7 separate regions of the Homo sapiens genome follow, and regions 1, 2, 3, 4, 5 and 7 are each linked to region 6. The links are chromatin loops, found by intact Hi-C in ENCODE. Cell type or tissue: dorsolateral prefrontal cortex. All regions are shown on one strand. Region 1 has its middle 61 kb from the start of LINC00635. Region 2 overlaps BBX (BBX high mobility group box domain containing). Region 3 overlaps MYH15 (myosin heavy chain 15). Region 4 overlaps LINC00635 (long intergenic non-protein coding RNA 635). Region 5 overlaps BBX (BBX high mobility group box domain containing). Region 6 overlaps LINC00636 (long intergenic non-protein coding RNA 636). Region 7 overlaps BBX (BBX high mobility group box domain containing).

Region 1 (4,000 bases), 110 kb before region 6:
TTCTACAGGGATGGCACCCCATGCCCACCAGAGCTATTTTAATTTCCCTTTCTTTTTTACTTTTTTCTTCACTGAGAATAGCTGTAAGGTTTTTATGGCTGAGGGAATGACTCAAGAAATCCTTTGCTCTAGGAGGATTCCTGGAACAAAAAGGAGCTGCTATAAAGGTTTCTCATTTTTGATGAGTGCTGCCCCCACTTCGTTTGGGGTCTAAATTGGGCACGTGAGCCCTTGCTAATCCTTATCCTTAAAAAAGGACTTTACTACAGAAGGTACCTATTCTTACAGGACTCCCCGGGATTACTTTTCCTTTGGGAGTAGGGAAGGTTTTGTTTCTACTTTTTAAACATTCACCTTCATGTGACCAAATCAAAATCCCCTTTTCTGGAATTGGTAGTTAAAGGAATTCTTTCTTCTAACTCTGAAAACATCTTTTAAAAAAGCAAAACCATCTCTCTCAGGTATGCAAGCTGCACTGTAATTTATGTATGTATGCAGCAAAGTTTTAGAAATTTAGAGTTTAATTTAAAGTTCATCAGGCACCTGTCCGCGGCCCCTGAAGATTCAGTCAATAAAATCTGTGTTGCCAAAGGTTTAATTTGAACTTCCTCTCCCCACTTCCCAAAGATCTGACTTTAAGTGAGTTGGTGACATATGGAGCAACATTTCCTAAGCACCTAATGTGTACAGAGGACTGGCTGACCAACAGGCAGGATGCTTGTCTTCCGACACCTCCACCTGCCCACCTGATATGGCACCTAAAATTCTAACCATAGTGCATAGGGGTTGACCGTAATAAGTATGCTACCTTCCTCCTTGGGACACTGAAATTGGAATCAGACCAAGATATTTTCTTTTACATATGGGCATTTATCCATGTAAATTACTTTTTTGGCTTCCTCTTTCACTCCCCTGCCCACACATCCAATATTCCATATGTCTTCTTTTATTTTTATTTTTTATTTATTTTTATTTTTTTATTTTTTTGAGACGGAGTCTTGCTCTGTTGCCAGGCTGGAGTGCAGTGGCGTGATCTCGGCTCACTGCAACCTCCAATTCCCGGGTTCAAGCGATTCTCCAGCCTCAGCCTCCTGATAGCTGGGACTACAGGCGCGTGCCACCACGCCCAGCTAGTTTTTCTATTTTTAGTAGAAACGGGGTTTCACCATGTTGGCCAGGATAGTCTCGATCTCTTGACCTCGTGATCTGCCCCCACCTAGGCCTCCCAAAGTGCTGGGATTACAGGCGTGAGCCACCATACCCTGCCCATATGTCTCCTTTTAAAACACAGTTTTCTGGTCCAGGTGTAGGCTTTTCCTTTTCCGAGTTGCCTTTGTGTGACATTCTAGCCTGCCACCACCACTGCCTGCTCCTCAGCCAAAGATCTATTTTAGATAGAATCCGTCTCAGCTTTTGAGCCTACTGCAGAGAGCAGCAACACCAGTAATTAGTGGTGGCAAGATGAAGCAAGTCATAAATTAACTGATGAATAATATTTTCCGGGGAATAGCAGGGCTTCACCCACATTCAAAAGGAGGGCAGAACCAACCAAGCGGCAAAATTCCACAGCAGGCGGGATGCTGAAAGATACTCCAGTCACTCAGCAGAGAACAGTTTTTCCCCGACAGTTCACCTTGCCCTGCTGAGGAGCACTGTCTGCTGTCATAATTCTCCAAGTTTTGGAACAGAGCCGGAGTTTCCAGGATTACACTGCTGCAGATGAGCAGCACTATTCACACTTCCTAGTACCTCATTTTTTTTCCTAGTCAATTTTATTTTGAGGTTAAAACTTTTTCATTCGAATGTTAAACTCAAATTAGCTTTTCTTAATTTTACCTTCTAAACGTACAATATACATACACATTTCCGAGTTTGAGCATCAGGCACAAAGGTGGTCCATTGTCATGTAAACAATGACCTTGTGTTGCCAGCACTCAGAAGCTAAGAAATGGGCACTTGTCCTACCCCTTTGCCTCTGCTTTTTTTTAAATACAGCTTTTTTTTTTTTAGCACTTGTGTTGCACTAATTACTCCAGATGTTTACATAGAATTATATGTGCTTCCGAGTCACTCAACAGCCTGATCTACCTTTTCCATTTATGGGTTTTAGGCTGGGTGTGGTGGCTCGAGACTATAATCCTAGTGCTTTGGGAGGCTGAGGCTAGAGCATCACTTGAGGCTAGGGATTCGAGACCTGCCTGGACAACAAAGTGAGATGTCATCTCTACAGAAATTTTAAAAAATTAGCCAGATGTGGTTGTGTGTGCCTGTAGTTCCGGTTACTTGGGAAGTTGAAGCAGGAGGATTGCTTGAGCCCTGGAGTTCGAGGCTGCAGTGAGCCATGATCCTGCCACTGCACTCCAGCCTGGGTGACAAAGCAAGATCCTATCTCTAAAAAAGAAAAAAAAAATTCAAAATAAAGGATATGGGTTTATCCCCTCTGTTGCTCATAAGCTGCTGGTTTTACTGAGCAATTGCTTCTGTAAGGTTGTATAAACCTAACTGTGTTCACTTCTACAGAACCTCCTTTTCTTTATCCATGCCAGATATGTGTGACTCAGTTTGTAAATCATTTGAAGACAGTGTCTCCTCTCAACCTCCTTGTACTTCTTATACCAGAGCTGGGGAACTATTTCTTAGGTATCATCAGAGGCTGAATGTCTGGCTTCTTCCCAGATCAATAGGTGCACTGTCACCCTGCAACAAGGCCTCCAGGAAACCAGAGAGAAAGGAACTGCTAGGCAGCTTCACTTCATTTGTACATTCCACTTGGCTATGATTATCAGCCAGAGAATATTCTCCTGAGATGGCTGAGACCAGGTCTATTTCAAATGACTTCGAAAGGACAATGCTCTCATTGCATACTTGAGAAAAATTGCCGGCTGCACAGAGGAAGAGAAGCGACATTCTGAAATGTGATAGTGAAGCATAACAGTAAAATGGAAAGCAATTTAAATGTATTACTGGACAAAAACCATTAGCCCAATGAACATAAATAACCTGACTGAAGAAGGGCACTGTTCCCAGATAACTTCTTGAGTTTGGAGGAAATTTCTCTCTTACTAGAAAACCATTGAGTGTCATTAGAGTGGTTTGCAACTGAAACATGTTATCAAGGAGTCAGATTTTTCCACTTGTGTAAACAACTCTATTGGAATTACTGTGTGACATTTTTGCAGGCAGGGAAGCCAATAACGACTGATATCACCAGATCCAGGCAATTTTGCTTTATAAGAAGGGCTGTCAATTCCTGATTGTTCCTCTCAGATTATCCTCAGCAGATGCTGCCAAATACTTATTGACATCACCCACACCATTAACCACTCCCTGAAAGTCTTTGTGTTGTTAATTCTGTTTTTATTTAATTCAGCAAAAACTAGAAGACAAATCTCTAGACTCTGGAAAGATGCAAAGCTCAGAGACCCCAGTGCTGCTTTAGGTTGGTGGATCCAAGTAGGTGAAGGTTGTGCATGGAAGATGTCATTAGGATTATCCATAGTGCATCGTCATCATAATTTCTTGCTACATTAGTAATGCTCACACTGAAGAAGCCTATTCAGCTTCCCAGTGGTTCATGAATCTCAGGGGGTGTTACCCTCCTCCTGAGACTCTGAAGGTGGTGATCAGCAGCCCCTAATAAATGTGTTCACAACTGATCCAAAATGCAGTATGTCAGTTTGAGAGGTGAAGCCAGCTGGACTTCCTGGGTCGAGTGGGGACTTGGAGAACTTTTCTGTCTTACGAGGGGATTGTAAAATGCAGCAATCAGCACTCTGTAAAAACACACCAATCAGTGCTTTGTAGCTAGCAAGAGGTTTGTACAATGCACCAATCAATGCTCTGTAAAATTGATCAATCAGCGCTCTGTAAAATAGAACAATCAGCGCTCTGTAAAATGGACCAATTAGCAGGATTCTAAACGTAACCAATCGGGAGGATTGAGAAAAGGGCATTCTGATAGGACAGAAACAGGACATGAGAGGGGACAAATAAGAGAATA
Region 2 (4,000 bases), 170 kb before region 6:
TTCCTATCTGTGTCTTCTGTTGTTTACAGGTAGAGTGACACATCAGTTACTTTTTAGGTCTGGTTTACCAAAGACTAATGACCAGATATAATGTCAGAAGGGAACTGTTGTCTTTAATTATTTAACAGGCCTAAAAGCCATGACCAATCCACATATTCTCTGATCTGCTCTGTGGCTCACTCTTACACCTAGAGTATATCTTTGCATTGAAAAATTATATTTACCTTGAAGACACAGCTAATCTGGGTGATTTAGATAGATTTGGACTTTAAAACTTCCCTTAGAAGATATTTGCTTTGCCTATATAAATATAACTATAATCTCACCAAAATTAAAATATTGTCACCATTGGATATAAGCAATAGGTACAAATTTAATGCATTTATTTTCATGAGGGAATGCTCAGTTTGTTACACTATATTACAGTTGATTAAAAACACCATATACTTACACTGTAACTAATCAGTGGATGTATTTTGTGTTTTATTGGAAGCACTAATATTTCTTTTTAGATAAGAAAGGTAAGGTAAAGAAGGCCTTATTTGTTCTTTGACTCATTTATTCATTCAACAATTATCAGTCATTTTCTCCCAAGCTACAATATTTACAATACCGTCATAATTGCAAGACTTCCACCATTACCTAATTTGATTCTCATCTTTACCACCTGTTTGCTCACCCACCTCAGACAGCCATAAAATTAGCAATTTAACATCCAGGGTGATCATTTTTCTTAGCACTTTAGCTGTACCTCATGTACTGTTGCACCCACCCTGTAGCTAGACTTTATGGATGAATACTGTTTATCCAAACATTACATAATAGTCAAGAGAGACTACAGTGGAATTAACTTATTGGCAAGCCCTATCCAATTTGAGGAAAATAAGAAGCATACCCATGAACATCCTATGCCGTATGGCCCACTAGTGCCCTCTACCTACCAACCTAGCAAACACACACTTCCCTCCATAGCTGACCAGTCATTGGAAAACAGATGTTAACTATATTGTTCGTATCTGAAAGGATGTATATATCTCTTAGGTAGAACAGCATGGGCAGGAGTGAACAGTAATATAACAAATCATTATTATATCAGCTATGCTTGAAATTGAAGCCATCAGCATAGATGAGATTACTGAGAGAGGGTCCTAAGACAAAACACTGAGGAAAAACATTGAAGGGATTATTATGGAAAGAAGAGCCAGCAAAGAAGAACCACAAGGAGTGGCCTGAGACATAGGAGGAAAGCAAGGACCCTGCAATAACAGAAGGGCAGGAAGGAGTTTTTCTAAAGAAAGACTAGCACTGTCAAATGCTGCAAAGAAATTAAGATAAGGACCAAGCCATGGAAATTAACGTATGCCCAGTTTTCCACCCTTCCTTCCCTCAAATTAAGAAGTTTTTGATTTAACTTTTAGAAATCGTATCTCACACTAAGTAATGCCATAAAAATGTTACTGTTAGGAGATCCTGGAAATGTTGGGCCACTAAAATATGTTGAACCTCCCCCCACACATGCCCTTTTGGGAATCAGGCTTCCAGCAACCTTGAGCATTTAAAATGCTTCCCTGTACCTGTAAACAGGTAAAAATCCTCCCAGAGGCAATAAGGAAAACTGTTCTTACTAAACCTAAGGAGAGCATTCTCAAGCCTCCTCTCTGACAGCTTTGCTTTAACTCTAAAGGCAGGTAGTGCATCCATGCAGTCAGTCATTCATGAGCCTCTCAGTGTGCCATGCACTGCATTAGGCACAGGATATGTGGGAGTGACACACACGGGGAACAAAAACCTGCAGTGACAAAAGCAACAGCAGAGGGAGCCAGTGGAAGAAACAGAAAAACAGCATGGGTGTGAAGTGCAGTGCTACGCAGCTTGTGGTCCTTCAGTAATTCTTGAGCATGTCATGGGATTATGTGACAAATTTAGTGCTCTGCAAATTACTAAATTTAATAAATATCCACACACACTGCTATTTTTAATTCTGTTCAATTTCAGTGTTTAAGTAATTTTTGGAATTGTACCAAAAAGGTGTTTATGTTTATTAAGTGTTAAAGATAAATCATTATTAGTAATAATTGGGCCATTTATTGAGAGCATAATATCTCTTCAGCACTGCCCTACACTAGCATCACACCTAATCTTCACAGCATAATTGCGGGCAGGTATTACTGTTCATATTTTGAAGGTAAGGTAAATGAGGCTCAAAATCTTATTTGCTTAAGTCCACACAGCAGCAAGTAATGAAAGCATGCCTGTGTGGCACAAAGGCCATATTCTTTCTATTATAGAGCGTTGATTCAAGGCACTGGCATTTATGTTCAGTCCTTCATTCCCTGAAGCACTGAGAGCCGGTGGTATTAATGTGTTTGTTTTCTCTTAGTCTCCTGATAAGGTGAGTAATTGAATTCAGCATGTCTAGAAAAGGTAGAAGTAGCATTTATCAGTGAAAATTCGGCCAGAAGAAAATATTCCAAACTTCAGAAAGTTTGAGCCCCATAAATGTATCTTCTAAAGGAAAAGTAAATGATAGAGATGAATAGAAAAGCACTCTGTTAAAACTGATAACACCCAGGAGGAAAGAGTCCTCATAACTTCCTTAAGCTAGGCCCTTTTTAATAGCCTAGGTAGGCCATTATTAAATACATGCTTCTACAAAGGCCTGTTATTCAGCAAGTATTCTAGGGAAAATTTCTTCTAGCATGAAGCACCCAGTCCCTCCTGGAGCTAACAACTTCGTAGAATCACCTGTGGGATCTGTGGTCACCTTTAAGGATATAGTCACAAGCAGGATTACCTACTAAATGGAAATAAGAAATAGCTCTGTTTTTAACTGAGAAAGAATTCAGAATCACAAAGAATCTAAAAATCTTAGACTATAGCTATCTACTCTAACAATGACAGAACTTCAGGTGAAGATGCTTGTAAATGTCTTTAAGAATGTATGTCCTTCTCAGCTCTTATTGAGGCTAGAAATGGAAAATGAAGTTTTTATTTAAAAAATGAGAAAAGGCAGTGTTGTTTATTTTTATCAATGCCCAGCCACTTTTTAGCCAAATTTGCAGAAGAGGATGCAGTCAATGTTAATGTTGTACATATGTTATGTACTGCAACACAGCATAGGCCATTAACTGTACAACTCAGATTTGTGGCCTTGATTATCAGTCTTTGCATGTACATTAAAGCATACTCTGAAAGCCAGGGTCAGTGTTTTATATAAAACTCTTAGATTCCTAAGCTGCTGTCATATGGCCTTGCACATATATATTGGATTCTAAACAAAATTTGTTGACTGACTTGATGCTGTCTTTCCACAGAGATCCCAGATATATTCTTCAAAAAAATTGTTTGGTAAATGCAAAATAACTCTAAATCTCTTTTATATTTGACTAGTTATTAAGTTAGTACTTAAGTAGAAATTGAAATGCATTTCTCACTTTAAGGTTACAGAGTTAAATTTAAAGCCTAGAATATCCAAGATAATATTCTTACTGTTAAACAGCCATACCTACTTTTGTTATTATTTTTGAGGTCATTTACTAAAAATGGTTCTCAAAATGATCATCCCAAATGTGACATGTTTTGTTACTTGGTACATGGGAGCAATGATACTCTCGTAACTAAGAAAAATTCCTGAATGTATATGAATGAGAAGCAAAGATTCTGGTATCACAACTAATATTCCCTATTTGGATTGTCTTTAATATAGATTTCTTCAAACACTTCGCAGTTGGGTGGTGCTGAGCCTGTAAAACGCTGTGGAAAGTCTGCACTCTTTCAACTGGCAGAGGCAAGTTCCTAAGAATATATTGAGATAAGATCTGCAGAGGTGGAAATTACAAAATATTCTAACAGTGTTTCCCTAAACTGTACCATCTCTCCTGTGACCATAAAATGAGTTACATCTAATTTTCAACAATGAGAGGGTTAACCTTTAATTTGGGAAAACTGAATTTTGCTACTAAGAGTCATTAAGCATTGCTAAAGGTTACCTAGAGATATT
Region 3 (4,000 bases), 550 kb after region 6:
ATTCTCTACTATAACATTCTCCTGGATGCTAAACAAAATCTGCATGGCGTTCCATCTCTCATTTCTGTTTTCAACACACACCTCCTTTCAAATATTGATTTTTAGCATATGTCCTAAAACTGTTTCTCAACTAACGTGTCACCATGTGTCTTTTATGCCAAAGGAGCCAATATGCCAAATACGTGAAGCATGCCAATTTGCCAATTTTATCCATGTTAGGAATGAACAGCTTTGAAAGCTTCCTCGCTGGATGACAAAGATGTTGATCACAACAAGTGGAGGGTTTGTCTGCATCTGCAAAGATACTTGCTACCTAAGGGAAAACTTTCAAAATGTATGTTTCAGACAAGAGCATTTACTGTGGTGTGCATCACAAGTAAAAACATTTGGAATAGTCATCCCAAGAGCTCTTTTTTGCTTATTTATAGAAGCTTTCATTATTGCAAACATCCTTAGTAGTTGAAAAATATACAGTACAATATATATACAATTATTGGAAGATCATAGAATAATAATGCTCTTGAAATATCACCTTACCTGTTCTATAGTTTGACCTCTGGTAACATATTCGTTACCAACTTTGATTCTAGGATGGATCAAGCACTTTACCAACTCAGAGGAGTTAATGCCCATGAGGAAAGCAGCTTTGTCAGCATCTGGTCATCAGAAATAGAAGAAAAGGAAGGAGAGAGGAAAACACTGTTAAGATTCATTCCATTATAGCCAAACTAACTACCCAGAGGACAGAAAGATAGTGTGTTTACATCAGCGTAGCAAAGTAGATTGTAGTTTTCAAATAAATGCCTGAATCCTAAAAGTTTAAAGGAAATTATTTCTTCGAAATACAAGTCAAAGCCACATTGAAATCTCACTTCTTCAGTTTGTTGGCATTAAGGAAAAAGAAAATATAATGCCACTCACAGCCACTAGAATGACTATAATCAAAACGGCAGACAATAACAAGTGTTGACAAGGATGTGGAAAAATGTGAACCCTCATGCATTGTGGGTGGGAATGCAAAATGGTGTGTATTTGCCGTGAGAAACAGTTTGACAGTTACTCTGAAGTTAATCATAGAGTTACTATGGAACCCAGCAATATCACTTTTAGGTACACACCCAAGATAAATGAAAACATATGTTCACACAAAAAATTGTACACAAATGTTTCTAGCAGCATTATTCACAATAGTCAAAAGGTGGGAAAAAGTGAAATGTCCATCACTGATGAATGGATTAAAAAATGTGGTATACTCATATAATACGATATTGCTAGTCATTTTACAAAAATGAAGTATTGATGTGCACTACAACATGGCTGAAACTTGAAAACATTATGCTAAGTGAAAGGAGTCAGACACGAAAGGCCACATATTGCAGGATTCCATTTCTATGAACTGTTCAGAACAGGCAATCCATAAGGACAGAAAGTCGATTTTGGTTGCCACAGGCTGAGGAGAAGCAAAAATCAAAATAACTACTAATAGTTGCTACTAAAAGTTTATTTTTGTGATAATAAAATGTTCCGGAATTAGATAGTGGTGGTTGCACAGCCTTGAGAATATACTAATACCCAATAACTATACAGTTTAAAAGGTGAATATTATGGTGTATGAATCTTCTAAAAGAGGACTAGTATCAAGAAACAGAATCTTTTAAAAATTGAGATATAATTTGTCTGAAGGACATGGAAAATGCCATCTTTATAATTTGTTTTCTCTTTCTATGTATGTACTTGTGGACTCTTTCAACAAAACACGGACTTGGGCCATGTAATCTGATAATTATAGACAAGCACCAATCAACAGAAGCCAGGACACTTGCCAGCTATCTGTAAAACACCCTTCCTTTCCCGGCAAGGTCTCTGTTTGCTCCGTAGTGCCCTCTGCTGCCCAACAATAATACTTACACCCCACAAAATTGTTTTATGAAACAAAGCTTCCATTTCCTCAAGAAGTGGAGAATAAGTATTATCAGAAGGAAAAGTAAATAGGCATGTATCACTTCAGGTATGAAAAAATGACACAAAATAATGACACAGGCAAAAATTTATAAGCTTATTTCAAATTGTAGATTATTTCAGTTACCAACAAAATAAATATTCCACTCATCCAAAACCCCTCTCTGCTTTCTATTTTAAAGGAATTTGGAGATATGCTAGTATGTCTGGCATAGTCATTCTGTTGAATAATGTCTTATAATAGAAGGTAATGCAGCCTTTCTTTAATTCACTAAAGAAAAAAAAAGCTGCAAATTTTCCAGAGCAATAATCACGAACAGAAAATAAAGTAAAAACAAAACACAATTAGAGAGCTCTATCTCGTCTGTATTAGCAATATCAATTTCCTTTTCACAGCCTTTAAAATGTTTACAAGGCTTAAAATGTTTGAAATGTTTGATTTTCTTATAAACTAAAATCAATATATATAATACATACATTGCTACAAGTTACATACCTACTTTATGTTAGTTTATTTGCAGTGATAATAGCCTGGGTACTTGGTTGCTATGAAACCTTTCAAAACACAAAGCCTATTTGGAAAAATAAATGAAAATCAAAGGTAGAGCAGACATGCCCATCCTATACTGAGATGTGCCTGCTAACAGTGCCAGGTTTGGCGGCAAAAGCTTGATAATTTCAAATTGAGAATCCAGTATGTCAAATCATAGACTTTTTGAACTGAAAGAGACTTTATAGAGTATCTAATCCAATGTGAAAATATTTAAAAGACGGGAAGAAATACAATGTGCCTGGCAACCTGAGTGGAGATGAACAGTAACCAACAATGTGAAAAACAATTTTCCAGTATCTGTCCAGGTTTAAAAAAAAAAAAAGAGAAACATTTGTTTTTTCTAAGCTTTGGAAGCATGAAGAGAGATAATACAGGTAATAATAGTCTCAAAGAATAGTTCCCCATGCCGAGTCTTCATATATCCTTTTTCCAGTGTTAAGCACAGTCCTTTGAGTCTATTTTTATCCATGAACAAAAGAAATTCAGATTCTCTGAGGAGTATCCCACCTTAAGCTTAACAGAAATAGCATCTAACATTACAGGATTATTTGTCACTTACTCCAGAGATAGTTGAGTATCTACAGACAGGACTAGTGTACCCTGGATTTACTCCAGAGATTTACATTATACATCACATATGTTCTCTGTTTTGGGGGGAAAGAGGAAACAATAGAGGTCATCATGTTCCAAAAAGTAAATTACTTCATTTGCACTAAATGTTTACAGTTTGCAACCAAGATGAAAATGGCGTAAATCTATGACTAAATGCCCATCTGACATTCAGGAACTACTGTTGTAAAGATAGCAATATGTGTAAACATATTTTAATCATATTCCCAAATAGGCTTTATGAAATTCCCACCCATAAGCATCAGTTCCTTCAGGACCTTGTGAATGAACCCATGGACTTCAATTAGGCTGCATGATCTTACCTGGGAGAGGTAACATTTAGCTAGAGAGGTGGTTCTCAAGCATCAGTGTGTATTGGAATAGCCTGGAGAGCTAATCAAAGATTAAACAACAGGCTCCCTGAAGCAGGTTAGGGGCTGGGCCGCTCTAGTTTTATCGTGTTACCCAGGTGATTCTGATACACATACAAGTTTGAGAACAAAGTTGTTATTGTGGTAGTCCTCAACTTTGACTGCACACTGGGGTCCCTGGCAAGTTGTAAAAACAAATACTGATGCCTGAAATTCACCCACAGAAATCTGGCTTGTCTGGCTTGGGTAAGGCCTGAGCTTCAGGATTTTAAAAGTTCCCCAGCGATTCTGTTGAGCAGCCAAGTTTGCAAACTACTGTCTAGAGAATAATAACCAGGTTTCGTAAGTTTATTTTGAAATCAGGAAGATGGAAAGAACAAAGTATGACTTCACCTGAAAACAGGTAAAAAGGTAGAGAAACTCAAAAAGGAATCTTTTCCAAATTTCCAATTCTGTCCCAGTTCAGTCCCATCTGCAAATAACCAGATATGAAAGAATGAAGCAAAAT
Region 4 (4,000 bases), 81 kb before region 6:
GTGCTTTGGAGAAGGCAGAAAGACATTGTTCTGTGGGGGGATTTCTCTTTATCCAGGTGACTCTTTGCAATAAATTTTGAAAACTAAAATTAAACAGTAAATGTAGATTCCCTCTATGATATGTGGGTGTTTTGAGTAAAGTCCCAATTGTGCCCTTTGTCCTCCTCCCTCAGAAAATACAATCTTTAAATAAACATGGAAGGGCCCAAGACTGTACGAATTCACTCAATAGTACTCTTGCCAAAAGGAAGATGTATCACTGTTAAAATAGAAATGGCTGTAGTGGGCTTTCACAATCTAATGCCCCTGCTTTTAGCAAATTCAAGAAACTAGGACATTACTGGGTCCATATACTATCAAGGGATTCTCTTTTGAATACAAAGCACAGCCTAGACTGCATGAAGGACATCTGAGAAGGCCACAGAAACACTGAGCAGGGAGAATGGCGGTAGTGTTTAAAGGAAACCTTCACTGGAGTGACTGGAAACCGGGGCCATGTAAGGATAATGCTTTCCAGGATGGTTTAAACAATCATCCTCAAAGGTGCAACTCTCCAAGTGAGTATGGACCATGTCTCCCTAATGCTGTGTCTTTGCTAATGTATTACAGCATTAGTGCTATTTATAATCAATAAAATTACTAACACTGTAATCATGTGGGTTTGGTGATAGTAATTATGACAGAATAAACAGTAGTAATAAACAGCAGTCAGAATGCCTTTGCTGCAGTTCTTGATGTTGATGGCAAACACAGCCAAGGAAGGTTGGTTTTGTTTGTTTTTTCCTTTTTTAGGGAAGCCATCCAAGCGGGCAGAACCTGCAAGTGTTGGCCAGGAGAACGGTTTTATATACCTTTTAAAATTAGGCTTCCTGAAAGGAGATGTCACAAAGATTCATTGGCTAAGATTTATAAATAGTTCACTTATTTTAAAAAATAATCACATATATGTTTCTGTAAATTATACTTGCAAACATATGGTCACCATTCCCCCTCGTGGAAAGGCTGTGGCTAATCCATATTTGGAGCTGACACCCTTTCTGGGTTCCCTCTTTAGCCAGATCACGCACATTTGCTGCTGCCCCACCGAAGCGCCTGCGCATTAGAGTTCCTTCTGTACTACTCTGAGCAGTTCCTTATGCGTCTGTTACCACTGATGTTGGGTAAAAAATAACATCCAGAGGCTTTACTATCTATAATTAAGAGCTCCAGTGCTACTAGTGATATAAGGATTGAGCTGTTTGAGAAACAGACATTTTATCTTCTGGTTGGTTTTATTTCCTTGTGTTAAATTATGAGTGAATGTTTCTCTCGTTTCTTACTTTCCCTATAAGTAGTCTTTTCTACAGCAAAATTACTACTCATTCTTAATAACTACCAGGCAATAAAGTGAGCTGTCTATTTGAGAGACAGTGGGTGTGCATTCCAACTATTCCATTCATCGTGTTTGCAGGACAGCAACGGGGAGGGATTTCTGGGGCCTCTGGAGAGGGTGGCTTAAAAGACTACAGGAAGTTAGTATCAATGTTTTGCTTCTTGATGGAAGAGAGCTTCATGATAGCTCTGGGATTGAATAGGCAAAGGCAAATAAAATAAAATCAATCGCCTTACAGTTAAGAGCTCTGTTAAACAGAGCACTTGTTTGAGCTTGTTTTTAAAAGTCCATGCCCTTTGACTCAGCAGTGAACATTTCTAGAGATTTATCTTAAGGAAATAACCAGATCAGCAATGAGCATTTCTAGAGATTTGTCTTAAGGAAATAACTAGATCCACGGCAGAGATGTGCATTCAAGGATATTGTCCACATCATTGTTTATCAGAGTCCCTATCTTGGCTCAGAACAGGAGAGATTAGGACTTGTCTGGATACAGGTAGTTTATTTCCAACATGATCCTGGGAAGCAGGAGGGAGAGAGTAGGGAAGAGGGAAAAGCAAACTTAGTGAGGCTGATGCCTTGGGCTGCTGGGACTCAACTCCACAGCGCCCTCTCGCGAAACACTCACAAGGTCTCCTGAAGCATTTATTCACCAGTCCGTCCCCACTGGTTTAAGGTTGTCTAGGAGCAAGGAGAAAGACTCTCCTTTGCCTCAAGGCTCTTTAGCATCGGAAAAGCCCCTTTGCTAGCTTTTCCATGTGAGTCTGAGCTCTCATGACCATGTTCATTGCAGCTATGGCTGAAACCAGAGGCAGACCAAAGAACACAACCCTGGGAACCCGAGGCGTCCATTATAAGCCGAACTGGAAACACCCAGAAGATCCACTCACTGGAAACTGTTTAAATAATTCTTATAGATACACACAGCAGAGGGTTTTGTAGTCATCGGCAATTATGACGTCTGTATTTATTTATGGACATAAAGAGGCATGTGCCAACAAAAAAAGCATGTTACAAAGCAGGATATATACTATTTTTTAAAATCTATAAATGTACAGATGTACCGCAGGTTATGAAACACACAACAGATACAAAATTGTTTTATGCAAATTGCTCCATAAGGTACATAATTTAATTTTAGAGATGTGGACATTTGTACATCCAGTGCAAGGCTAAATGTGGGAAATGCACTTCAGAGCTCCACAGCCCCTTCCCCATGCCCCTCACTGGGTCCTCACCTGTCTCCATTACCTGCTGTGATCTCTGTGTGTCAGCCACGCTAATTCCATGTTGTTTGTGTCATTTCGCCTTTACTGCCTTCTAATTTCAACTGGAAAGTGCTGATAAGGACAGAGGCTAGCAGTCTATTTGAAGGCGTAAAGGGAAAGATACAGCACCCCTAGTACAAAGTTGGTGGCTAGGCATGGGTGGCTCAATAATTTCAAAGACCTTGTCTTTTTTTTTTTTTTAAATCATTTTAAAAAGGAACTGTAACACCATGAATGGTGATACAAAAAGCCGCAGAAGCAAATCGAAAGCATTTCAATGTATATGAAATATGATTTACTTAAGACCTTTGAAAAACAGATGATTGTATAAATTGCATAAGTTGGAAGATGTCTCTATTCCCTAGGAAAAGTGATTTTCTCTGGATGGTGGAATTTCAAATTATATTTCTTTGTTGGCATTTTCCCAATATTTCTCAAAAATTATGTTAGTTAAGAAAGCATGATGATGACAGAGACAGGGATGAAAGACACAGCATCTTTTTAGTCACTTGCAGTTATTGTGGGAAATTTCCATTAATAAACACAAAGAGGCCGTTCCAGAGCATCTATGTAGGGATCTGTTGGAAGGAGCAAGCTGAAGCTGTGTTTCATAGCACTTTAGATGAAACAGAAAATGGCAATTCTGATTGTCTATGTTATCAATGAAGGAGAGTGGCTTATAGAGATTATGGACAAAGCTCCTCCTCGCCACCCCCTTCAATCCCTGACATCTCCTCTAGCCGTCCTAAAAGGTGACGCCCAGGTGACCTTGCACGCGGCAAGTGTCTGGCTGGAATCTCACCTCTTTCCATGATAACACAAAACCAGCCTTTTGACCTCATAGCAGAGCAAGGCCAGGTGGTCTGGAACATGGTTAGCCACAAGCTGACTTTCTAACCAGCCTATTTTTTCCCGACAACACTGGGCAGTTTAGTGAGTCAGATGGTGATTCCCTACATGCGAACTGTTTTTCTATGTAAAATAAATGCCAGCTGTTTCTAGCTGTTGATTATGGGTCGTCCTTTAGGAACACTCTTTCTGGTTACTTTTTAAAACTAGATAGTATCTTACATCTTTAGAATACAATCACAATTATTTCCTAATTATTTTTAAATGATGCTATTTAAAAAGTGCCATGTAGTTAAAAAATGTGTATGTGCCCTAGCTGAATGAAGCTGTAATAAATCCTGTGAATTGAATAAATATTTAGACTTTTCAGTGCATTAAAAAATGAAGGTTGATGGGCACTGAGAAGAACGGGGACATTATTTAAATGTTATGCATTTTCATGGAAGAAATAGTTTGGTTGTTGTCCTCCCTTTCTTCAAAGCAATGATTTTCAGGCTTGGATTTTCAACAC
Region 5 (4,000 bases), 120 kb before region 6:
GGAAGGGGAAAAAAAGGATAAGGAAGGGGACAGAAGAGAAAAAACTCTAAAGCAAAAACAGTTTTCATTAAATGATGTAAGTAACAGCAGTAACTGTTAAACAAGATATTGGAACACACTTGTTATTCATCGTCCTCTCCTGTCTCTAATAACATATGCTGAATAAGTGACTTTTTCTTCCTTTTATTTTACAGAGGTCAGAGGTCAACTCCGCTCACCCATGATGGACAGCCAAAAGAAATGCCGCAGGCTCCTGTACTTATTTCCTGCGCTGACCAGTGAAGCGCCCTTTCATTGTAAAACATTGTGCTTTACCTACTACCCTAGCCTTGTCTTTACCGAGGGATGCTAGTGAGTCCAAGTGGTGGAAAATATAGACTGCAAACAAGTGCTTGTTGCCCCACACGGCCCAGATTCACTTGAAGCAGAAGTTAGCATCCTGGGCCAGTTTGTTCTCTCAGAACCCAGAATCTTTGAGGGTAAGGTTATCTGTCTGATACTGAGCAGAAACAGAATGATCCTGGAGCTTTGCTTTCTATTGAAGGCTTTTGACGGTAATAGGTGGTAACTTGGTAAAAGGCTGCCTTTACTGTAGCTCACCCAGCATCTCTTTTACCAACCAGAGAGTGTGAAACTAGTTTCATATATTACCTAGTTATTCTTTCAAAACAAAACAAAAAAAAAACAAAAACTGACGCACTGCACTAGTTATTATTAGATATTCTTAGTCTTTTTTGTACATGGAGATTTAAGTTTAAGATGGTTTATATAATAGGTTATACCTACATTTATATTGTAGAATAAATATTAAAAAGCCTGTTCCAGAGACTCCCAAGCAGCCTGGGCAGGCAGATGTACCATTGTTAGTGGTGTATGCTCGGCCTCGTGGTCCATATATTCTGCACTTTTATATTTGCCACCAGAATGGTAGTTTGCTGGCAAAAAAAAAAAAAAAAGAGAGAGAGAAAAAATTACAACTCTTACAATCTGAATTTTTTTCTTAGCCTTGAGTGACCAAGAAGAATTTGCTTGAGGCAAATTGTGGCAAATATTTTCCCAGACAGGGGAAGAGTCCTGCAGATTACAGATTACTGGTGTTTTCATGCCTTGAGGATTCTTTTATTTTTACATAGGGGTCTAAGTGACCAATGGATTGTTCATACAAACAAAAAAAAAGACAAAAATATTATTCAGAAGTGACCTTAGTATTACTTCACTATTCTAAACACATTGAAGACACTCACTTCATGTGGACTTGGAGCTACAGACCTTTTACATCCATCACAGATTGGCTGGACGGGTTGCAATTGCTATGCACAGCCTGATTGGCACTGCAGGTTTTTAGAGCCATTTTGAGTTTGTGTTGTTTAGGAGGTACTGAGTCAATGATGAGGGAGGTATGCCTGACCAGAGTGGGACTCTCAGTCATAGATCCACCTGCAAGTCTCTGTTTCCTTTTTGTGTTTTGTTGCTTTTGAACATAAAACCAACCATACATAAGCAGCGCCAAGTGGATTAACTGGCTTAGAACATTCAACATATTGACTTAACCACCTGACATTCACAGTGTCTTGTTTCCTAGCAACAGATGCAAAGTGATAAATCAAAATTAGTCTGAGGCTACAGATTTTACAGGGTATTTGTTCTATAGCACAAAGTATTTCCCCACTCTTGCGTCACAGCACAAACTACCAAATTTTAATTATTGGATTCCAGCAATAATTTTTAATGGTTTTCAAACTGGCGGAATTTTGACAGTGCTAGTTCGAGTTTGAAGCTTTTGAATTAGATCTCTAAATGGTGACAGTTTACATGGTTTTATCTAGCTTTCTTATTTATACTTGACTGAATTGTAATGATTTTTTTTCTAATTGTAATTTGACGTAATAGCCATACAAAAAATGACTCTATTCATACTAGGTTTAGCTTCTCATGGTTGTAGATATTACTTCAGTTCCGGTGCTGGAAAATATGTACAACATACTAACAGGATTGAAAAAAAAATAGAGGTTTTTCTTCTTGTTTTTTTTTCCAAAGCAGGTAAAGAGGGTAGCAAAGCATCGGAATGATGTGCTCAAAAATGCATATTCCTGGTGGGGATGGAGGAAGAAGGCATTAGTAAAAGGTTAATCAAACGTTACAACTTAACCCCATTCATGTAGGAATAAATCAAGTGAGCAGTTCCAGACTTTTGCATAATATTTTTACTATGATGCTGTTTTATTAATATTTTCTAAATTTCAAAACAAAAAGTGAATGTTTGAAATTGCTGGGTCCCGATGTTGGTGGCTGTTGGAGTTTTGGACCACTCGCTAGCAGTGATTTGAAGATTATAATTAGCTAAAATCCAAAACAAAAAACCAACAACAAAAATTGTATGGTGCGGAACATGCACCTTGACAATGGTACTAACTTGTTATTCTATAGAACACGTTAGAATAGATCTATTTTTGCCAGAGCACCCTCCTTCAGTCCTCCGATTACATTTCACTAGAGTTCCTTACGAGATTGCTGTATATTCCTGGGACCTTTTTTAAAAAAAAAAAAAGCAAAACAAAAGATTACTTTTTTTCTATGTGATTAATATCTTACTTGATCTGCTTTTCCTAAACCTCAGTGGCTTTTCCCTTAGGCAGGGTTGGGGGTGGGAGGGCAACTTACTGGAGATGACTGTTTTCAGATACTTTAAAACAAACCTTTTTGTAGAAATGCTTAATTTTTAAGCGGTTAGGCACTGAGAGTAGCAGAAATCCTGCAAAGCTTTATAGTTCCTTAGACTCACCTTGTCGATTCTCTGAGTAAAGTCTTGATTTCAATAATTGTGCTTCTCATGCCCTGAAACTGCTGGAGAGGAGTGTTGTTATTTTCAGGTAACAACATTCGTTAGCACAAATATTTCAGACCAATATTAGTGCTCTCCACCCCACCTTTTGTTATCATTTTCATTTCATTTCTCTCATTCTTTTTTATTTTGGAAAATCATATTGCTATAGTGTGTACTTTAATCTGCCAGCAGATACCATCTACACTAACATTTGTCCCACAGCATCCTCAAGAGAAAAAGTTGTTGCACCTTATATATATCTCAAGCAAACCAAAATATGATGCTCTTCTGCTTTGTTTTATTCTAAATTGTTGTATCATATCTTTCTGAAACCATTCTGAATTTAGTTGAAATTATCAATATTTATGCTTTTAACCTTAATTTCTGGATTCAAGCCTGTATATAAATCTTTTGAAAAAAAATTGTCCTAGCCCTTCTCTGCGATGCTGGAAGTAGAAGATTGCGTCTCAGATGGAGACGCAGTACTGTTCCAGTTTTCTTTAGCCTTTTATTTATTTAGTTATTCTGGGTATTTCCTATGTAATTTTGAAGTGTGTAGAGTATATTATAGTAACTGAAGCTGCAGCTGTAAGAAGCTGAGTGAAAGAAAAAATACTGTAAGACATCCTTAAAGTTTTTATTTGTTTGGGTACTGTATATGAGATCAGGAAAAAGAAAAATGTCCCACAGCCACATTGGAAATACAGGTTCTTGTCCCCAAATTAGGTTAGTTCCCAGATTTTAGATCAAAACTGTTAATTCATTAAAACCCCTTTTAAAAGGTAAATTCTACTGTTGTAATTCCGATAGTCTTTTTCCCACAAATATCAGAAATATATTTATTTAATTCTGTCAGATGAGCTTTCTACCGATGCCATGTCCCAAAGCCATGTTAAAATAATTCCCACGTTATCATTGTGATTCTACTTCCTGCCACTAAAATTGCTGGAGAAACAAAATAATGATGGAACACTATGAACAAAAAGGAGCATCTGAACTGGTCTGGTTATTTAGAATCCAATGTGTTCAAATCCTTTTGTTTTCTTATTAAGTCAGATGCTACTGTAAGTCAGATAAAATTTTGTTTGCACTCTGCAGTCTTTGGCTCAATGTATGGAAATGTTTGCACCTATGTAAAGTCACAAGCTAATTACAAATTGCTACAGAACAGGAGTA
Region 6 (4,000 bases):
TACCTCCTATCCATTCTCCCCACTGCAAACAAAGCAATCTTTCTAAAATACAATTTGGATCGCTTTATTCTCATTCTTGAATCTCTTAAGGGGGTATTCCCATTGCATTTAACATGATGTCACCAATCTTTACTCTGGTTTATCAGATCCCACGTGAGCTCTCCAGCTTCCTCTCCCACTCATTCCCCAACACCATTTCCTCCTCAAGGCTTCCTCATATCTCTCCATATTATGCCCAGGCCCATCCTGGACCCGGCTAACCCTTACTCATGCTGTATCTGTCTGTGTAAATGGCATTTCCTCGGACAGGCTTTCTTGACTCCCTCCTCCGAAGTATACCAGGCCCCTTTGTAATCATCACAAATTACAATTATGTGTTTGATTGTTCACTTAGTTATAACCCCTTTCTCTCACGAGGTTCCATGAGGGGATAGAGCACTTCTGTCTTCTTCATTACCATAATTCAGTGCCAACCACAATGGCCAGTCCACTGTATGCAAATGTTTGTGGAATGAATAGCCAGGTGAGGTCCCCTTAATGGAAGTTTCCTTCTTCTGGTTTATTTCCATCCTATAAGCTATTATCAGGAGCAACACTGAGGATGATCATTTCTTTGTACGTTTTTCACTTTTGCAAGAGCTCTCCCTATGAAGAGCTTTTCCATTTCAGCCTAGATAGGCCTTATTTGAAAGTGGCCATCTCTCTTCACACGCACCCTCCTTTGCTTAGAGATGCAGAGAGTTTAAGACTTTGCCAAGGGAGGTATGTCGTCAAGACACTCGACATGGTGATGTGGAGCAAGGCTCTGGGTCAGTCTCTACTGAGGTTTGAATCTTGGTTTTGTCCCTTTCTAGCTAATCGACTTTGTGCAACTAACTTGCCTCAGTTTTTTTCAACTCTAAAATATGGATAATAATATAATCTAACCAATAGGTTGTCTTGAGGATTTAATGAAGTAACAAATATAAAACGGTTAGTACAATGCCTGGGACATAGCAAGTGCCTGATAAACATTGACTCCTATTAATATGTTTCACTGAATCCCAGAGGAAAGTTTGTTCACGTGCTGAGTTCTAGGGCTGGAGAATTTCAGGGAAGGCATCTTTCTTTGTCTTCTGTCTCCCTTTCCCTCTCATTTACTTTACCCTATACCCCCATCCTGATGTGCTGTGGTCCCAAAAGGCGGCAAGCAAAACTATGATAGACTGTAATTCCCTACCTTAATAATTTGAAGTCATAAGCAGATTTGAAATTTACAAGCCAGCAGTATAAAATTGCTGATGACCATTGCTTAAACTTTGGCAAGATGAATTATGTCTAGAAATAATTAGTAATATGTTAGTCAAGTCACTCCTAGATAATGTTGTTGCATTGCCATTTAGTGACAGTTCAGGAGAGCGCCCTTACAAGAGGCTCTGTAGGCAGAGAGTAGGTGACATTAACCTTCTAAACAGAAGCCGCTGCACACCGAGTGCCAGAGTACCAAGAAGAATTTAACATTCCACTCCTACCGCCGTCTCCCACTTCCCGGCTTCGGCAAGGTGGTTTTAAAATGAGAAGCACATCCCGAGTACTCTGTGTAGGTGGTGGAGTGGGAGGAGGTGAAATGCAAGCTTTATTTTCCCGGCTGCCTGTCATCCGATTCCCCGCTTTCCTCCGACTTTCATGAGTGATGAGGTCATCCCGGTGCAGGAAAATCAAACTCCTATTTTTCAAACCCAATAAAGGCCAGCATTGTACGTCTGCGTAAACAGAGAGGCCAGACGGGCAGGGTGGCGGGAGGACCAGTGGCCCGCCCTCTGGCGGCCGCGAGAGACAGCGTGCCCCGCGCTCCACCAAGCCGCGACAGGGAGGCGGGGAGGGTGCGTGCGAACATGTAAGTTAAAATTAGATCAATAGTCAGCTTAGCGGCCTCAATCAATGCTTCGCAGGGAGAGCATGCAACCATCTATTTATAAGCTAACACCGGCATTATCTTCCTCTTTTAGGACGCAGAGATCCATTACTGCGCGCGGCGGGGAAGAGGACGCCGCCGGGAGCTGGTGCGTGACACACTGCAGCCTCGCGGGCTGCCCGGGACTTCATCAAGCCCGGGTCGGCTCGGGGCGGGCAGGGGTAGGATCCATACCGCCGAACTGCGGCCCCGCTGCTCGCAGCCGCTCTTCCGGGAGCGCCCGCTTAGGACTCACTCCCGCCCATTCCTTACCTCGATGGAATCCTTAGCCCTTAGAGAGAGGGCTAAAAAACAAATAAACAAACAACAGACAAACAAAAAAAAAACCAAATTCCAAATGGCCCCCGGACCCTCCCGCAGATGCAGGGCGCACACTGGCCAGTTCTAACCATAGACTTGACTGCATGTTGACAAGGGTTTCCAACCTAGCTTCCCCGAGGTACTGCATGAATCAGTCCTTGCTCAGATGGTGGTTGCTGTAAATAGCTGCAATTTCCCTCCTTCCGTCTCAAAGCACGGATGGGAATGGATTTGCAGCAGGGACTCTGCATTATATTTAAGGTCTTGGTGAGATGGACACGGGCTCCATCAGCTCCAGACTTCCTGGGACATCTCGGCATTTCCAGGTCCGTTTGCCCCAATGGTGGAAGTCACCGCCCATATATGAGGAAATAAATGTCCACACCTAGCATTTGGGATAACGTGGCTAAATTGTTTTCAGTTTTTGAAAGACGCTGCAGAAAAAGAGGCAAAACCTGATACAGCACAGCAGCATGCCCCTCCCGCCCCCAAATACGAGATCGAATCACATTTTTAAGGGAAAAAATAGGCATTCTCATCTTAGATATGTATGTAGCATATTTTATAATATATATTTTTATCTAAAAATTATGCTTTTCTGTATTTTACAACTTTCTTTATTAAGCATTTTTATTTTGTGCTATTTTTTACAGTAAAAACTCTGAAGACCCAAAGAAATTTAATATTAGCTTAAATGTACATTAGATATATTTATAGAATCAATTTATTAGCTGCTATATTGTTTGACATAAAAGGCTTTTGAACTAAAGATAGAAATGGAAGCATTCTTCATTTAGAAACAACCTTTCTCCTCTTCTTCCAACTCTTGTTGGCTTACCTCCAAAATATATCCTGCATCTGTCTTTCTCACCACCTAGACTGCTCCTAGTTTAGTTACTGGTCACCCTTCATCATCATTCACCTGGATTGCAAAAATAGCCTCTTGTCTGGTTTTCCTGAATTCATTTTCTCCCCACTGCAGTCCTCACTTGCCACATAGCATTTTAAAAGATTGCTCTTTTAAAATGGAAATCAAATCCTATCTCTTCTCTTTTTAGAACCTTCAGTGCCTTCCCATGGCACCTTGATTAGACCCCAAGTTCTTCACCATAGCCAAAATGTAATGTGCCATCTGCCCCATCCACCCTCGCTCATCGCTCCTCATCTCATATCACTTTTTCACTTGTCACAGCATGCTTTTACATATCCCTTCTTTCAGATCCAAAGCCCCACAAGCTTATTTCTGTCTCCTAATCCCAGCTCTTGCTATTCATTCAGTGTGGAAGATCTCCTTCATAAATTCTTCGCAAATCTACTTCATTCTTATTCCAGCCTCAGCTCAGGTATCAGAGCTGACCACCTTCTGTCCCAACCCTCAACTGTACTCATTATCACATTACCCTATTCCATTTCAACACAGTAATTAATTGACATTATTTTATATATCCATGGCATTACCAGGGTGTTCTCTGTCTCCACACACTAGAATGTAAGCCCCATGAAAACAGGCTCCTTGTCTTTCTTGTACACCGTGATCTCTCTGGGTTCTAGAATAGTGCCTGGTCCATAGTTGGAAATCAGTAAGTATTGATTAAATAAATTATTGAGTGTGATTTCCTAGTGTCTTGTTTGTAAAATGCCACTAATAGCATTCTGCATACTCTGCCATGAGTTTTATAGTTATTTTTATGCCCATATGCTTCCTCCTCTCTAGTGTGAACTCTACGAGGCAGGATCATATTTAGT
Region 7 (4,000 bases), 240 kb before region 6:
ATGGCTTTTATAATTGCCAAGTGTCCAGTGCTGAGAATGTTATATTATTATATATTATCTATTCCCTAATGATTTGGACCACATTTGTTGCACTCTATTACCTGCTGCCTAGTTTCCAAATGGTTTTATTATTATATAGGTTTTATCTCACCAACAAGTTCTTTATTGTTCCAACTCATATTTTATAATCACTGTCATCTCTCTTAATGCTAGTCCATTAATAGGTCCTCAAAAGGTTGATTTGGGATCAGAAGGTCTCCCTAGAGGAGTTATATATAAGAGCTATGAAAGAATTTGCCCACCTTTTAGTACAGATTTGGCAGTCATCAAAGCAAATGGCTGGGAGAGCTCAGCAAGCAGAATTCTCCTTTGACTCCTCAGTGAGCCCCTACCTTTCAGTTCAAGGGAAGCTATAATGTGATATAAAATATGTCTGATATTTGCTGTTAGATTGTGATTTTTGGTACACAGCAGACAACGACAGGTTTTCCTTATTTTTTTCCCCCTAGAATCAGGGCGATCAAGTATATTTTATTTTCTCCAGTTGGTTCTTTTTCAAATTTTCGCCTAAACTTTTATTCTTAAGCCGTATAGTAGTACATATTTTAAAATCTAGCAATACTTGGACATTTGTGAAGACCTTTATTTGGTACAAAATGTCTTTTGAATTTTTGCTTGTACTTAAAAATATTTACAATAAACACAGGAAGTTGTATGCTACTCTGAGATTATAGGGGAGGTTTGTAGAGTGCCCTTCCCTTACGTGCTGTGTTGCTTATGAAAATGACAAGCTTTCATAATATCTGTTAAACTGTAACCTGCCTATTGTGTTCAGTACAGAATGCTGAATTTAGTTAAAATGTTAAGATATGTTTGTTCCACTTCTGCCTCAGAAAAATTAGATGGAGATGTGTGTGCTCTCCATCAATAAAGCGTATTTGTTTTGAAAGATGCAGCACTCACGGGCTGTCAGTCATAACGACTTCTGAGAGTACTTTAAGAGCTGCAGCATCAATATTTACAAAATACAAAGTGAAGAAAAGTACATTGCGTCACAGACATGTGCTGTCTTGTTCCGATTCCCTCCCTCCTCAGTGTATTTAGTATAGTTAAGTCTATATGGAGGAGTATTTGAGATACGAATGGAAGTTTGGGATTCCTCTAAAGTAATTACTGAGAGGTATGAATGAAATACCAACAAGGCTTGTAAAATGGAATTACTTTTCCTCCCAAAGTAAATGTATTGATTAAAAACTAAAATCAGTGATACAATCAGATGGAAGAAAGTACCTGTGTTTAAAGTCCAGAGCCTTTATAGGCTGTGTTCCTAGTTTGCTTCTTAATGACATTATAAAGATTATGTAAATCTCTCTGAGGCGCCTCTCAAATGGGCATAATTTTACCCATTTCATGGGATTTTGTAATAATAAATGTGTGCAATAAAGGCTTTGTAAGTTATAAAGTGGTACATAGTTGGAAAGCAGCAAATAAGGTAGCCTAGGGTTTTTTAATGGCAGTACTAGCTTTTTGTATAAGAAAATATATTTGGAACTTATTAATGAAATGTACTCAAGTTGTATATTATAAAGTGCTTTATCATAAAAAATTAAAACGAATGTATTAGATATGTCAGAACAATGACTTTATTATTATATTATAATCTATCTTTGAAAAAAACTAAAAGCAGCATGGGCTCACTTTTAGCATATAGTCTCTCTTATTTATCCTGTATTCTGCCACTAACTCTTGTGGCCTGGTAAATTACTAAGTGAAAGCATTCTCTCCCTCTTGTTTCCCCAACATAATGCCATTGTGTAAATATGGAAAGGCTTGGTTAGACACTTATCACAAAGTACGTTGGAGATTCCAATTAGAAATGGACTAAATTAATGAGAAATGGTTTTAGCAGGGTTAAGAATCTTGCTTAGGGGAAAAATGATATTGTATTTGAAAATTCTTGGGTTTAACTCAATATGTGGATGGTTACCTATCCCTAAAATCAGCAAACACAATGCCTTAATGATATAAAGAGCTTCTTCAGTGATTTCCCAGGTTTATATGGTTTATGATTATTTTACAGAGTAGCTTTTTTTTGGTATTATAAAGCATTACCTTTATATTTAAATAGGATGCTAGAAAATAAAAATTTGGCCAGCAGAGGGAGCAGACTTATGTAAATTGGGCTGTAAGGAAGATACTCTAGGGTACTTCAGTAAACGTGTATCTTGTGGGTAGTGATTTACAACATTCTTGTACTGTGCATTGAGAAGAAAATTAAAGGAAGGAACTTCAGTCATATTAAAACCAGTTCTTTATGTTCTCACTTTGATGCCCCCCCCCCTTTTTTTTTTTTTTTTTTTTTTTTTGAGAAAGAGTCTCATTCTGTTACCCAGGCTGAAGTGCAATAGCATGATCACAGCTCATTGCACCCTCTACCTCCTGGCTCCAAGGCTCAGGGGATTCTCCCACCTCAACCTCCTAAGTAGCTAGGACCACCGGTGTGCACCACCATGCCTGGTTAATTATTAAATTTTTTGTAGAGACAGAGTCTGATTATGTTGCCTAGGCTGGTCTCAAACCCCTAGGCTCAAACGATTACTCCTGCCTTGACCTAACATAGTGCTGGGATTACAGACATGAGCCATGGCACCTGGCCACTCTCGTACTTTTTAAAAGAGAAAAAAGGCGAGCAAATAATACACGAATAGGAACTGTGTTTTGTTATTGTTGTTATTCTTAGACATGAAGAATCTTTTGTAAATAAATGTCATCAATTTAGTAAATTTACTGGATAAAAATAAGGTTTTAGTACTTGGCTCTGGTTGGAGCACATTCATTCTAAACACATAAAAGGAATATAAATAACACCTGAAAGAAATATAAAAGGAATTGTTAATGTTCTAAACAGAGCACTGTTATGACTGAATCATCAAGTAAGCACTTACATTTTGTATCATATATATTAAATCAGGAAAATGGAAAATATTTAACATAAAAATTTCACCCAGCATGACGCAAGTATAAAACAAACGGTTTTCTGCTCAACACTAGTTATATAGAAATTAATCAATGATAGCATCCTATGCATTCTAATTAATTTCCTTGGCAAATGTGCAGGCTGATATAAGATGATTGGATTCATGCATTTACAAGTACTATTTATTAAATACGTATATTCAAGGCAGTATTCTAAGCATTTGGGAAGGTAAAGGTAAACCACACCTACCTTTATGTAATTTGTAATTTAGTAAATGGTGAGTCTAATTCTAGTGTACCAAAGTGAAAGTAGGTGGGCGTTGCAGCAGCTAGGATAAGCAACTTCGCTAAACACTATACTACTTAAAATAAGAAATACGTATTCTTTTTTTGCTTTTGAGAAAAATATTTTTGTTTTGCAACCATTAAGATTGAGAAGTTTTGCTTTATGAAGTGAAGTCGATTTGACTGTTACTTAAGTTATTCACCATCTTTCTTACAGTAAAGAACAGTAGCTAAGGAAAAAGATTTCCAATCAGTGATACAGACTATTGATTCTTAACTAAATCATTGTTTCTGCATTGTTTTTTAAAATTATAATTAGATATCAGGATGATAGAAAACATCCAGATTTTTTAATTATTTTATTTATTTATTTATTTATTTATTTATTTATTATTATTATACTTTAAGTTTTAGGGTACATGTGCACAATGTGCAGGTTAGTTACATATGTATACATGTGCCATGCTGGTGCGCTGCACCTACTAACTCGTCATCTAGCATTACGTATACCTCTCAATGCTATCCCTCCCCCCTCACCCCACCCCACAACAGTCCCCGGTGTGTGATGTTCCCCTTCCTGTGTCCATGTGTTCTCATTGTTCAATTCCCACCTATGAGTGAGAACATGCGGTGTTTGGTTTTTGTCCTTGCAATAGTTTGCTAAGAATGATGGTTTTCAGTTTCATCCATGTCCCTACAAAGGACATGAACTCATCATTTTTTATGGCTGCATAGTAGT

What was found. Peaks named below come from ENCODE experiments on the same cell type or tissue, not always from the same donor. Only the 100,000 strongest peaks of a DNase experiment are listed, where the experiment ranks them.
Region 1: it touches region 6 in a loop (2.6-fold over the local background); 7 of 110 quality-filtered maps call a loop at or near these places.
Region 2: a loop joins it to region 6, with 11 times the contacts of the local background. A loop is called at or near these places in 12 of 110 quality-filtered maps.
Region 3: a loop joins it to region 6, with 5 times the contacts of the local background. A loop is called at or near these places in 49 of 110 quality-filtered maps.
Region 4: a loop joins it to region 6, with 3 times the contacts of the local background. A loop is called at or near these places in 11 of 110 quality-filtered maps.
Region 5: it touches region 6 in a loop (4-fold over the local background); 8 of 110 quality-filtered maps call a loop at or near these places.
Region 7: it touches region 6 in a loop (3-fold over the local background); 30 of 110 quality-filtered maps call a loop at or near these places.

Annotation. Positions count from the first base shown.
Region 1 is chr3:107,814,716-107,818,715 of GRCh38, forward strand. No RefSeq gene overlaps it. Among named protein-coding and RNA genes, the nearest start is that of LINC00635, 61 kb to the right of the region's middle. In dorsolateral prefrontal cortex, no CTCF peak of the experiment used is centred here; a DNase peak (open chromatin) is centred at 1,625; H3K27ac peaks cover 1,329 bases.
Region 2 is chr3:107,751,892-107,755,891 of GRCh38, forward strand. BBX (BBX high mobility group box domain containing) reads left to right here. Exons shown (of 18, transcript NM_001142568.3): 10 at 3,707-3,787. Among named protein-coding and RNA genes, the nearest start is that of LINC00635, 120 kb to the right of the region's middle. In dorsolateral prefrontal cortex, CTCF peaks have their summits at 930, 1,833 (motif pointing right) and 2,032; a DNase peak (open chromatin) is centred at 1,810; H3K27ac peaks cover 1,341 bases.
Region 3 is chr3:108,475,860-108,479,859 of GRCh38, forward strand. MYH15 (myosin heavy chain 15) reads right to left here. Exons shown (of 41, transcript NM_014981.3): 12 at 538-656. Among named protein-coding and RNA genes, the nearest start is that of MYH15, 33 kb to the right of the region's middle. In dorsolateral prefrontal cortex, CTCF peaks have their summits at 1,884 (motif pointing left) and 2,083; no DNase peak of the experiment used is centred here; H3K4me3 peaks cover 519 bases; H3K27ac peaks cover 600 bases.
Region 4 is chr3:107,844,458-107,848,457 of GRCh38, forward strand. The region is part of intron 5 of LINC00635 (long intergenic non-protein coding RNA 635); the gene reads right to left. Among named protein-coding and RNA genes, the nearest start is that of LINC00635, 32 kb to the right of the region's middle. In dorsolateral prefrontal cortex, a CTCF peak has its summit at 1,966; a DNase peak (open chromatin) is centred at 1,974; H3K27ac peaks cover 1,366 bases.
Region 5 is chr3:107,805,176-107,809,175 of GRCh38, forward strand. BBX (BBX high mobility group box domain containing) reads left to right here. Exons shown (of 18, transcript NM_001142568.3): 18 at 195-4,000. The coding sequence ends at 282. Among named protein-coding and RNA genes, the nearest start is that of LINC00635, 71 kb to the right of the region's middle. In dorsolateral prefrontal cortex, no CTCF peak of the experiment used is centred here; no DNase peak of the experiment used is centred here.
Region 6 is chr3:107,925,885-107,929,884 of GRCh38, forward strand. LINC00636 (long intergenic non-protein coding RNA 636) reads left to right here. Exons shown (of 3, transcript NR_015394.1): 3 at 1,989-3,023. Among named protein-coding and RNA genes, the nearest start is that of LINC00636, 45 kb to the left of the region's middle. RefSeq lists enhancers at 1,336-1,957, 1,546-1,635, 1,646-1,705. In dorsolateral prefrontal cortex, CTCF peaks have their summits at 1,817 (motif pointing left) and 2,016; DNase peaks (open chromatin) are centred at 1,797 and 2,487; H3K4me3 peaks cover 2,139 bases; H3K27ac peaks cover 3,009 bases.
Region 7 is chr3:107,688,552-107,692,551 of GRCh38, forward strand. All of the region lies in intron 3 of BBX (BBX high mobility group box domain containing), which reads left to right. Among named protein-coding and RNA genes, the nearest start is that of BBX, 170 kb to the left of the region's middle. In dorsolateral prefrontal cortex, a CTCF peak has its summit at 2,142 (motif pointing right); no DNase peak of the experiment used is centred here; H3K27ac peaks cover 606 bases.